Regions from separate parts of the Homo sapiens genome. Here region 2 is linked to region 1. Evidence: chromatin loops called from intact Hi-C (ENCODE). Cell type or tissue: B cell. All regions are shown on one strand. Each heading gives the region's core, and the rest is flanking DNA. Links, peaks and the distances in the headings are about the cores only.

Region 1 (5,960 bases), core at 961-5,960:
TGTCAAAATCATAAACCTATTTTCTTTGTATTTTGACTTAATTACATAAGCTTGTTTTGGATTGGAAGGTCTATAGAGACTATTTTAGTGCCAAATGCTATTTAATCAATGCAGAAATAAGCCCTTGAGAGGTGCAGTGACTCAGCTGAGGACACACTGATAGTTTCTGGTAGATAAGTATGAAGCCTTGGAACTACTTCTCATATCATAAGCCCCTGGGTTCCCAAATCACCTCCCCAAGTACCTAATTCATCATCCTCTGCATACAAGAAATTTTTGCTCATTCCAATAAAAAGAATGTAGTACGGCAGGACAGGAGAAGTACAGGTTTTGGAATCAAACTAGGTTTAGATTCTGACCTGGTCGCTAGTTAGTGCATGGGCTTTGGTAAACAGCCTCTCAGCCTGTTTCCTTGTCTGCAAAATATGGATAGTTATCTTCACTTCATGAAGTTGTGTTGGTGAAATGGTATAATGTGTATAAAGCAACTGGAACACAACAAATGAGGCCATTTATTTAAAATAATCTTTAGTAAGTTATAAATTCACATATTTGCTTTTTTCTGAGGAATGCTTAGATTTTATCATAGATCTCTTTTCTAAATTGAGTAAATACATAGTGGATTTCTTTGTTTCCTTCCCCTCAGAATGTTGAAATTTGGCTGATTGTAACTATTACTTAAGACTCTATCCAGTAATTGTTCGTAAAATTTCTTTTCTTTTTTTTTTTTTGAGACGGAGTTTTGCTCTCGTCCCCCAGGCTGGAGTGCAATGGCGCGATCTTGGCTCACTGCAACCTCCGCCTCCCAGGTTCAAGTGATTCTCCCGCCTCAGCCTCCCAAGTAGCTGGGATTACAGGCACCTGCCACAACGCCCAGCCAATTTTTGTATTTTTAGTAGAGACGGGGTTTCACCATGTTGGCCAGGCTAGTCTGGAACTCCTGACCTCAGGTGATCCTCCTGCCTTGGCCTCCCAAAGTGCTGAGATTACAGGCGTGAGCCACCACGCCCGGCCAAAATTTCCTTTTAAAAAAAGTTATTGCCAATAACTAAGTATGCTGGAAGGTGAATGCTTAGGACATTTAGTGTCACTGAGCTGTGTGATAGAGATAATATTTTTGACACTTTGCAGAGCTCATTGTTTTCTCTCCATATAAAGCTATGACATTCACATAATAAACATGTAGAGAGCTTTAACAGACTTCAATGTTAAGTCTTCTAACAGCTGCATAACTGGTCTTGCTTGAACCTGTCTTTTTCATAATGCTACCTTGCCTTTCACACCAATTCTGTGAGCCCAAGCAGGAATGAAGATTACCTATCTCTAATGGCAGGACAGAAGGGAGTGGTGGTTAAGGTTACTGGAGGTTATTGGGGGAATAAATGAAGACCTCATGCCACTTCTAAACACTGCCAGGACCTAACATACCTTGTGTTTTTATATCCAATATGGGAGTAAAGGTTAGATATTTTAACATCAAATATGAGGATGACACTAGATGGTTTTAAAAGCCCCCCACCATAACTTCTAAACTCCACAATGTTCGAATATTGTTAGGTTTCAGTGAAATCCTACAGTAGTCCCTTGCTTGGAATCACTGTAGGATTGGCTCCAGCAATGGGCAACACAAGGTTTGGTTCTATACAGTAGGTATGGGTCAAAGAAAATGCTATGATTGAAAAATTGCTGTTTTCCTCCTCAAAAAGCTCATACCAACCAGGAAAGAGCTATCAGAAAACCTTCAGGAAAGAATATAATGATAGGATATAACAAATACCCCCACAGCTGGTCCATAGACCAAAGTATAATTCCAAGTAGGGAATTTCACTTAACGAGGTAAGGCATTTAAGGGAAAAGGAATCTAGGCTAGGACTCTGCTAGCCAGACCCAGATAAATTATTACAGGGAAGCATGTTCTTGAGGCTATTCTCTATGAAGAAGGGCAACCCACCTTGCCATCTATATCCTTTCTGTTTTCGACAGGGGTGGTCCTAAGCTGGATAGATCTTTACTCTGACCAGTACCATATAGGTCTGTGGTTCTCAAACCTGGCTGCACAGTGTGGCACTTTAAGTAATCCTGATACCCAGTCCCATCCCCAAAGATGCTGATTTAATTTGTCTAAGGTGCAGTTTGGGCCTCTGGATTGGAACCAACCCATATACCCATCAATGATAGACTGGATAAAGAAAATGTGGCACATATACACCATAGAATACTACACAGCCATAAAAAAGGATGAGTTCATGTCCTATGCAGGGACATGGATGAAGCTGGAAACCATCAACCTCAGCAAACTAACATAAGACCAGAAAACCAAACACTGCATGTTCTTACTCATAAGTGGGAGTTGAACAATGAGAATACACAGACACAGGGAGGGGAACATCACACACGGGGGCCTGTTGGAGGGTGGGGGTTAGGGGAGGGATAGCATTAGGAGAAATACCTAATGTAGATGTTGGGTTGATGGGTGCAGCAAACCACCATGGCACGTGTATACCTATGTAACAAACCTGCATGTTCTGCACATGTATTCCAGAACTTAAAGAATATATATTTATATATGTATAAATATATATGAATATATAAATATAAATATATATATAAGCTCCCCACGTGATTCTAATGTGTGGCCAGTCTTGCAAACCTCAGGCTATTTATTCTAAAGGGTTTGTAACAAGCCTTCCTCTTAAAATCCACCCCACCACCATTCAGCGTTTTGGGGTCTGTTTGTTTTTATTGTTATCCCACCCCACACCGCCCCGAGGCGCGCGCGCGCGCGCGCACACACACACACACACACACACACACACATACACACACGCACACTGGTGAATTTCTCTCTACAGTCAGTCTGGAGTAATCCCAAAGTGGTGTCTTTCGTAAATAAGGAGAACCCGGGTGAAGAAAATGACTCCCACCCGAACAAGGCATGAACAATGTTCACTCCCTACTGTGTTATTCAACCTGTTTCCCCAGGTCTCTGTTTTCACATTAGAGAGTGTTCTAGGAGATGACGCCCTTCCTCCTTAGTTATTTCCCCACCCTCGTGCTGGCCTTTGACAGACCTCCCAGTAGAGGGCCCAAGACGCGGGTAGAGCACCGCGTCTCAGCGCCTGAGTCTCAGCCCCCGAACTCCACCGCACCTGCAGGTCCCCTTGGCAGCACTCAAGCGCGGGGATGCTCCGCTTAGACGAACTCACGTGCGGGCAGCAAGGCCTGCGATACTTGAGCACCCCTCCCCCTCTCCCGTTTACACCCCGTTTGTGTTTACGTAGCGAGGAGATATTTAGGTTTCTAGAAGGCAGGTCATCGCAGGCCCCACCCAGCAGTGGAGAGAGTGAGTCCCAGAGGGTGTTGCCAGCGAGCTCCTCCTCCTTCCCCTCCCCACTCTCCCCGAGTCTAGGGCCCCCGGGGCGTATGACGCCGGAGCCCTCTGACCGCACCTCTGACCACAACAAACCCCTACTCCACCCGTCTTGTTTGTCCCACCCTTGGTGACGCAGAGCCCCAGCCCAGACCCCGCCCAAAGCACTCATTTAACTGGTATTGCGGAGCCACGAGGCTTCTGCTTACTGCAACTCGCTCCGGCCGCTGGGCGTAGCTGCGACTCGGCGGAGTCCCGGCGGCGCGTCCTTGTTCTAACCCGGCGCGCCATGACCGTCGCGCGGCCGAGCGTGCCCGCGGCGCTGCCCCTCCTCGGGGAGCTGCCCCGGCTGCTGCTGCTGGTGCTGTTGTGCCTGCCGGCCGTGTGGGGTGAGTAGGGGCCCGGCGGCCGGGGAAGCCCCTGGGCTGGGTGGGAGGTCCAAGTCGGTCTCTGAGACACGCACAGGGGCCGGCGACTTGGCAGGTGGGGAGCTTGGCCCGCGGTCGTGGTTCCCGCCGTCCTGTGCCTTTAAGGCTCTCGCCGCTCACCAGCATTTGGGGCTCCTGCTGTGTCGGCCCCCAGCTGACTTGGCTTTAGGGGTCGGCGTGGAGGGTTAAAGAGGCCCCGGCTGGGTTTGCGGAGCAGCCAAGCCTGGCAAAATCGAAAGGGAGGGCTCAAAGAGACTGTATCCTTAACCCCCAAAAAGCTGGTCTAAAAGGATGGGAGGCCAGACCGCTGACCGTTCCCCACTCTCGACAGAGTCCAGCCGTGTGGAGCACACGATGCTGCAAACTTGCATGTCATCTCTTTCAGGTGTGGCATTTCAAGGGGGCTTGTGTCTTGAAAACAGCAACTGTGAGGACACTTGATAGTCATTTCCTTCAGTTCTGCTTTTGTCTCCCTAGGTGACTGTGGCCTTCCCCCAGATGTACCTAATGCCCAGCCAGCTTTGGAAGGCCGTACAAGTTTTCCCGAGGATACTGTAATAACGTACAAATGTGAAGAAAGCTTTGTGAAAATTCCTGGCGAGAAGGACTCAGTGATCTGCCTTAAGGGCAGTCAATGGTCAGATATTGAAGAGTTCTGCAATCGTAAGTTCTTCATCTTTTTAGAAAAGTTCTGGGAATGGAATGTATCTTAAATTTATTTTTATATACCTTTGGAGTGACTAGTAATTGATAGTTCTCTAGCGTTACTAAACCCCAGGGTATACCCTGTTGGCACGTCACACTCCAGCTAATTGAAGACATTTACCACCCTGAGTAGGTCCTGCTGCTTCATTAAGAGTTTTTCTTCCTAACACTGTACCTCTTGAACGAACTAGTAGAGAAAATAAACAATAGGTATTGTTTAGGGAGTAAACATATAAAATATATTTGGCAATTGCCTTGAGACACATAGCGTAAATGATATGTTTTCTTAAGTATTTTATAAAGTAGGACTTACCAAATACAACTCTGTGGTGGCATTTTTAAAAGCTCTCAATATTTACTTCAAAATCTGTTATACTTGTACATATTTATAGGGTACATGTGATATTCTGGCACATGCATACAGTGTGTCATGATCAATCAGGGTAATTGGATAGCCAGTACCTCAAACACTTGGTGTTTGTGTGGAGAATATTCCAAATCTTCTCTTCTTGCTACTTTGAAAAAATATATGTATATATATAAATTGGGATATATATATAGGGAGAGAGATATATATAATTGGGATATATATATATAAGGAGATATATAATTGGGATATATATAAGGAGATATATATAGGGAGAGATATATATATATAGGGAGATATATATATATAGGGAGAGAGATATATATAGGGAGAGAGAGATGTATAAACTGGGATATAGACAGGTAGATAGGTTGATTGTTAAAAATGAATAAGAGGCCCAGTGAAGAGTTGTTTGGGGGCTAACACAGTAACCGTGTTTGATACTGATACCTAGTAGAATTAAAAGAAATGAAGATTTCTTGTTTTAGGTGAATATACATACAGTCATCCACACCTTATGTGCCCTTTGATTTCATAAAATATATATTGGCATTATCTTGGAGGAAAAAAATCTGTTACTTACATAGCCCTGTATTAGCTTTGAGATATATGAGTAGAGATAAAGATAAAGAGACCCGATAACCTGACTTTGAACAACTTAAATCAATAGAAGCTACTGTAAATACAGAAATTGGCACAAATACCTTTAGAAGCCATGCGTGAAATAGGCTTTAACTTTTTATTTTTATCCACAATAGAGGCAGTAGGATGAAGTACATAGTCTTTGCACATGTATCATGTTTTAACTCTTCCCCATGTTATTACTTTATCCAATCCTCCAAACAACCTTATGAGGTAAGTTGGGGCTCTTACACTCTTTTTATGGCGGAGGAGACAGACCCCAGTAGTTTAATAACTTCCTCAAGAGCAGCAGCTTTTACGCCAAAACCAAGGTGTAAACTTGGGTCTTCTGACTACAAATCCAATGATGACCCTTCCACTTGACCATGCCTCTCTAGATTCACATTTGTGGGCAATCTGTTTACAGATGTAAATACTTTATGTATACAATTTGTGGGCAATCTGTTTA
Region 2 (5,960 bases), core at 692-5,691, 760 kb before region 1:
GGAAACCTGATGTCCATAGTTGCTCAAGATACCATATCAAGCTGGAGTTGGAGCTGGGACTAGAATACAAGCTCCTGACTTCCAGTCCTGTATCACAGCTTTTCTGGTACATGCAGAACTACAGGGTGGATCTTACAAGAGGATCTGGCCACATGACAGGATTGTATCTGAGAAAGGAAAAAAGCTTAAAATAATGTCTTTCATCATCTAACACTTTGAGTTAGGAAAGTGGCCCATTCATCATTTCAATGGGGCTTTCTGAACCCCAGCACGACGCCATGGATTTAGGGCTCTGGCTGCTACAGCTTTAGATCCAGCCTCCTCTTCCTAAGTCCAGGGACAAGAATAGCCAGTTCCCATCCTTTGTGCGATCACATCTCAGGGCCTTAAAGGCTCTTGCTCAGACTCTTCCATGCCCCCTCCCTCTTACCCTGGCCAAGCTATCACTATTATTGATTATTCATAGGGAAGAGGTCCAGAGGTTCAGACAGGGCCATTAGATGCTTCAGGGAGTCCTGTCTTCCTTCCTTTGAGACCCTGGGGCTTCAGTCTGGATTTTTCCTCCTGGAGGCTGGCCAACTTTGGTATATTATATATGATCTTTGTATATTTCTTCTAGTCCTAAAGTCCCTGCCAGCACAGTCTCTGTTTTGCTGACTTCTTACACATGGCTTTCTTCCCAACCTAGATTCACTGACAGCTGGGACAGGGTAGGGAAAGAGACATTAACTAGAAGTCAAGAGGCTTTGAAAGTAATGAGCTGTGATGGAACAAGTTACTTCCCTCAGTTTCCTTATCTATAAAATGGGCATAGTACCTGCTCTTAGGATAAAAGAGTAGCCTGGGGGAAATAATGGATGTTAAAAAGGTTTGAAAGACCCTATTCAGATGTCAGATTTTCATAAGGTTTGGAATGGCAGGGAGCAGTACCCTAAAAGAACACAGTGTCCCTGAGAACTTTCCTAACCAGGTCTGGCATCTGGTGTGCTGCTTCTAAGGAGAGATTCATGCTGACTCCTGGGGTACCTTGGCTTGGTGTTTGAATAGGTTGTTATTAGCTGTATGTGAAGGTTGCATTGCAGAGCTTCCCGGCATGAATCCAAGGACACAGTGTGGCCACAGAGAATCTGGGGCCTGTTTTTTTTTTCTTAAGTATTAGATTCCCACTGAGCAAGGAGGTTCTTTTTATGAAGAAAAGCATGTTTCTTAGCTGGCTGGACAAAGCAGGTGAGCTGTTATTGATGGCCCAAGGATCACAGGAAACCACCTCTCTGGGGGAAACCCCCCAAACAGCCTCTAAAATTTGAAAAAAAGATTGCTCCAGACAAAGCCAGAACCTACTTTCACCCCCATTAATGTGAGATCTTCCCCTGCAAACACCCGGTAGCTCACCCCAGCCCCGGGTGCTGACCGTCTCCCTCCTCTTATCTGCCTGCCAGAGAAGACAGCTACTGGTATTGACAGTTCTCCTGCACCGAGGGCGGCCAGCCGGCTGGGGTGCTGACTCTCAGCTCTCTTGTTTTTGTGCCTGCCAGGCACTCGCAGGCTTCTGGGAAGAAGACTGTGTGGGAGGATGAAGCCAAATTGGGCTGCAGTTTGAAACCTTCCCGAGCACTGACGGATTTGGCTTAGGTGGGAGAGGGAGAGGGTTTCTCATGAAGGTAGCCAGAGCTTAAGATGGAGTTGGCAGCTTGGTGTCCGGGGGGCTGAGTCTAGTCCTCCACCCAGCTTATGTTTCCCCAGGACTGGATTGTTTCAGAACTGTAGGAAAAGCTACACAGATTTGGAGAGAGACCTGATAACCCCTCTCAGCCACAGTCCAGGGCCCTCCGGGGTCCATGAGCCATCAGACTCCATGAACATGGTAGCAAAGCCAGGCCTCTGAAGGCAGTTTCCCTGCCGGGACTCCAGCCCCCACTGTATTTAAAGATGGCAAAGTGCCCACCCAAATAGCCTCATCATTGCTGAGGGTCTGTACATGACAGTGACTGGGGCGTAGGCAGCTGCACACACCAGGGCTGAGTCCCAGCACACGTGTTCTACCTGTGTGACTCCGAGCCTTACTTTTCTCATCTGTACACAGTCTCTGTCTCAAGGCTATTGGAATGAGTCAATGATAGAGTGCACGTAAATCACTTGCACAGAGAGTTGTTCAAACAATGGTAGCTAGAACTGCTATTGATCTATTGTGGGGTAATTGTCTTAACTGCTTTGAAGGATTCAGCCCTATGTGTTCCTTTGTCCAGTCAGATGGGAAAATATAAATGAGCCCTTCTCAATGTTAGGAATGACAAGATCAGGCCAAGACCCCTCTTTCTCAGACTATCCGGAAGATACACAGATGACCTGGACAGTGTCTGCAGGCTCCTGTGTATCCTGAGGCTTCCTGAGGGCCAAGTTCTATGGGTGGGAAGGCAGCTTGCTCTCTAGGTTGCCATAACTCTGCATCTGATTTGCATGTGTTTGTGGTGACCCTGCAGTTTCTTCTGGCATTTCCAACTTAAAATATTGCTGTTTCCCCAGGCAGGGCAGATATTGATTTTTTTCTTCTCTAACCATTCCGATTGACCCGGCTCCCCCACCCAGCGAATGGGGGAGGGAGGGGGTGGGGGTGAGGAAGTGGATGGGGGAGAAGGGAGGAGGGATGGTGTTGCCCTTATAGCTAGCACCTTTTACTCCGTGGAACCTGAGTCACCGGGGCTGATGAGAATGGGCTCTTTCCAGAAGCAAGTGCATGATGAAGAAAGAACAGAGGGAATGTTCCCCCTCGGGTCCATCCTGGTCCCTTCTTTCCCTGCATCCCTTATATGACCTGCAGTTCCCTGAGTCCACTTGCCACCGGGGGCGGGTGGCACCCAGGCGGCGGGGAGGCGGGGGAGGGGCGCAGTGACAGCCGAGCCGGCTTTGAGGAACCTTGCAGAGGAAGTGGCTTCAGAACTGCTTTACGCGAGGGGCAGGAAAGGCGCGGGAGGCGGGGGAGGTGCGGAGATGGCGCTCTGCACGGCGGCGGAGGGAGGGCGCTGGCGCCGGGGACACGAAACCGCAGAGCCCGGACGAGTCAGGGAGTGAGGCGCGAGCCGGGCGCCCGGGGCTCTGCAGGCGCAGGCGGCGCGGGGACAGGAGCAGGTTACCGGGCCGCCCGAGCGCTCGCACCCCGCTGAAAGAAACGCAGGCGGCCCGCCGGCTCTGCCTGGTCCGCTACCCGACCAGCTCCCGGCTCGGGGCTCAGAGCTAGGGGCTTACGCCAAGCGGAGCCCGGGGAGGGGTGCCCACCTCCCTCCGCCGCATCCCAAGCCCGGCCCCCTTGATGCGCTGGCGGCCTCGGCCGGGAACTCCGGGGTAGATGACCGTGGACAGCAGCATGAGCAGTGGGTACTGCAGCCTGGACGAGGAACTGGAAGACTGCTTCTTCACTGCTAAGACTACCTTTTTCAGAAATGCGCAGAGCAAACATCTTTCAAAGGTAAACATAATAATGGAATGCAGGAGCCTTTCGTGGGGGGAAATAACCTCTGTGGTCAATCTAGAAGGGAAACCTTGCTCCCAGCAAAGGGACAAAGCCACATGTCAGGAAAGTGGCCAGGCAGTTGCCCTGAGGGCTGAGCATCGTATCTGGAGCCCTTCAGGGACCTGCACTATTCAGTTGGTCAGCCCTCCTCACAGCGGTTCCATCCACAGATCTCTTCAAAATGGCTCTCCAGAATGTGGGGGCTGCCCCTGGCTGGTAGATTGGCTGCAGGTTCACCTGTGCCTGAGTGCACGGTCTCATAACCGCACCCCCTCCCCAAATCCTAGCTTAGAAGTTCTAGGTGGAAACTGAATGCCACCCAATCCCACAATAAGATAAACATTCATCAGTTGATAAACATTCATAAACACACATTCATCGGTTGGGACTTCCGTATTTGAAGTGGCCAGAAACCACCTTAAGTCGTAATCCAGCAACTTTGCAGAAGTCCAGGGTGTTTTTAGAAGCAGACGAAAACTTCTGGCCTAGGCTGCTGTCATGCTACCACTTTAACTTCCTGGGTCGGTTTGGGTAACCTGAAGGGGCTTGCGTGTGTTTCCTGATGGCATGACTTGTATTTCCTAAAGGTGTCCGCCTCTAGACACCCAGCAAGCCTGGGTGCCCTGGCCACTCTCCTAGTTGGCTGCAGGCCTCGTGTCTGTCAGTATCTTGGTGGGAGTGGAGGTAAAGCTGAGTTTGTTTATTTGTTTTGCTACTTAGATGAGAGGGCTCCAAGCCAGGTCCTTAGAGAGGTTACCTAGAAGGGGCTGGTTTATAGACAGAAGTGAGCTGTTATATTTCGCAGGTGTGTGGCAGGCTCATCATTAATTCAGCAGTGCTACACCAATTCAAATTAACCAAAAACTTCCCCAGGCCTGACTCTGAGGCCTCCTTTGTTAATAATTCATCTTGCCTGTAGGCTCTGCCTTTCCTGGATTCTGAAGTCAGGCAAATATACTGTACCTTCCAATTGTGAGAAGAGGCCCAAGAACCAAAGAAGAGATTGTGATTTTATGTTTGAAGGAGTCAACTAAAATAGGCCCCTGTAACTAGCACCTGTTTTCCAGGGCACCACTCATGAGGCTGGAGAGCAGGGGATGTTCCAGAGGGTGAGGGGCAAAGGGACAGGCGTCCCTTTCCCTGGCTGTAGGTGGGGCTCCTGCAGAACACCGTGGCTGCAGAGGGGAGGTGTCCCACCCTCCCGTGGGGTTCTTGCCGCGTGGTATAAGTCCCCCAAATCCCCACAGATACTCCAGCTAGCTAGGTATTTAGACCAGTGGTTATCAATCTTAGCTACACACTGGATTCACAGGAAGCTTTAGAAAATACTGGTGATACCTGGTTCCCATGCCCAGAGCACCTGATTTAAATGGCCTGGGGTACAGCCTGGGCATCAGGATTTTGAAAAGCCCCCCAGGTAATTCTGATATACAGTTGAGGTTTTGAACTATTTCTCTAGAGTGTTTTGTTGCTGCCTGGGAAGGAAATGGTTCCTGTTTTTAAACCAAAGTTTAGGTGCTGTGCCTGCCTCTCACTGCCAGCTAGGCTGCAAGCCCTCAGTTTCAGAGGGTGAGATTTTTGCATAATTAGGTGAGGAAGAGGCACTGCAAAGATGGGGTTTCTTTTACTTGGCAGTGGAAAAGATAACCGTTTCTGATATTTCTTGGGAGGAATAGAAATATCCTATAAGAAAATACACTGGGATGGGGTTGGTGTGGGGGATGGCTTGCTCCATGGCCTGAACAGCCATCTCTCTCCCTTCTTCCCCCCAGTTCTCCTTCCTCACCTGCCTCCAGAAAATACACCTTTGGTTTGGTCCCTGCAGAAACACTTCCTGTACTTTGTGTCTTGAATCCACCTTGTATCTTGAGGCCTCTGTATATCTTCCTGTGTCATTTTGCTGGAGTCTGTAAGCCCTCAGAAGACAGGAATCCCTTCTAAGAAACTCCTTTTACTGAACCCCAGAGAGGGTGATCAGGGATAAATGCTTCAGGGTGGTGGGCACGGCCCCTCTTATCCTTACGGGAAGCATCTTGACTGGATATTCAGGTCAGGGACAGTGTTCCTCAGCACGAGGCTGGCCTTCAGCACAGAACTCTCCAGGGAGGGGCAGGGCTGGGTGAGCAAGTGCAGGGGTGGACTGAGGAGGGTGAGGCAGGCTGAGCTGGGGACGCGTCCTCCAAAGGTTTCAGTCTTTCATTCTTCTAGGTGCCTTTTTACCTTCAATGACACTTTTCCACTCTCTTTTCTCCCTTGGATCACTTCTGGAAAGGGTTTTAAAGAGCTCTGCCATATTCTGACCCCATTCTGACCTCTTACAGTGCTTTTATTCTTACCCAAAGAGAGATCACGCTTGAGCTCCTAAGAGAATTTCTTTTTCCTGTCTCCAAGGAAAGGAGTTGATGTGTTTCCCGGTCGTCGAGAGATTGAGGCCCTCATCTGGGAAGGGCTG

Evidence for each region. A loop is a pair of places that touch in the nucleus more often than their neighbours do. Peaks named below come from ENCODE experiments on the same cell type or tissue, not always from the same donor. Only the 100,000 strongest peaks of a DNase experiment are listed, where the experiment ranks them.
Region 2: a loop joins it to region 1, with 4 times the contacts of the local background. A loop is called at or near these places in 3 of 110 quality-filtered maps.

Annotation. Positions count from the first base shown.
Region 1 is chr1:207,318,107-207,324,066 of GRCh38, forward strand. It overlaps CD55 (CD55 molecule (Cromer blood group)), which reads left to right and starts at 3,572. Exons shown (of 10, transcript NM_000574.5): 1 at 3,572-3,759; 2 at 4,276-4,461. The coding sequence starts at 3,660. It overlaps LOC107985251 (a long non-coding RNA gene), which reads right to left and starts at 4,023. Exons shown (of 3, transcript XR_007066838.1): 1 at 3,580-4,023. RefSeq lists an enhancer at 2,998-3,207 and a silencer at 3,768-3,847. In B cell, for the core only: a CTCF peak has its summit at 3,088 (motif pointing right); DNase peaks (open chromatin) are centred at 3,335 and 4,215; H3K4me3 peaks cover 3,164 bases; H3K27ac peaks cover 4,694 bases.
Region 2 is chr1:206,554,231-206,560,190 of GRCh38, forward strand. All of the region lies in intron 2 of RASSF5 (Ras association domain family member 5), which reads left to right. It overlaps LOC124904494 (a long non-coding RNA gene), which reads left to right and starts at 4,138. Exons shown (of 2, transcript XR_007066831.1): 1 at 4,138-5,960. RefSeq lists silencers at 2,801-2,870, 2,891-3,230 and enhancers at 3,255-3,755, 3,381-3,630. In B cell, for the core only: no CTCF peak of the experiment used is centred there; DNase peaks (open chromatin) are centred at 1,291, 2,951, 3,961 and 5,041; H3K4me3 peaks cover 3,456 bases; H3K27ac peaks cover 4,577 bases.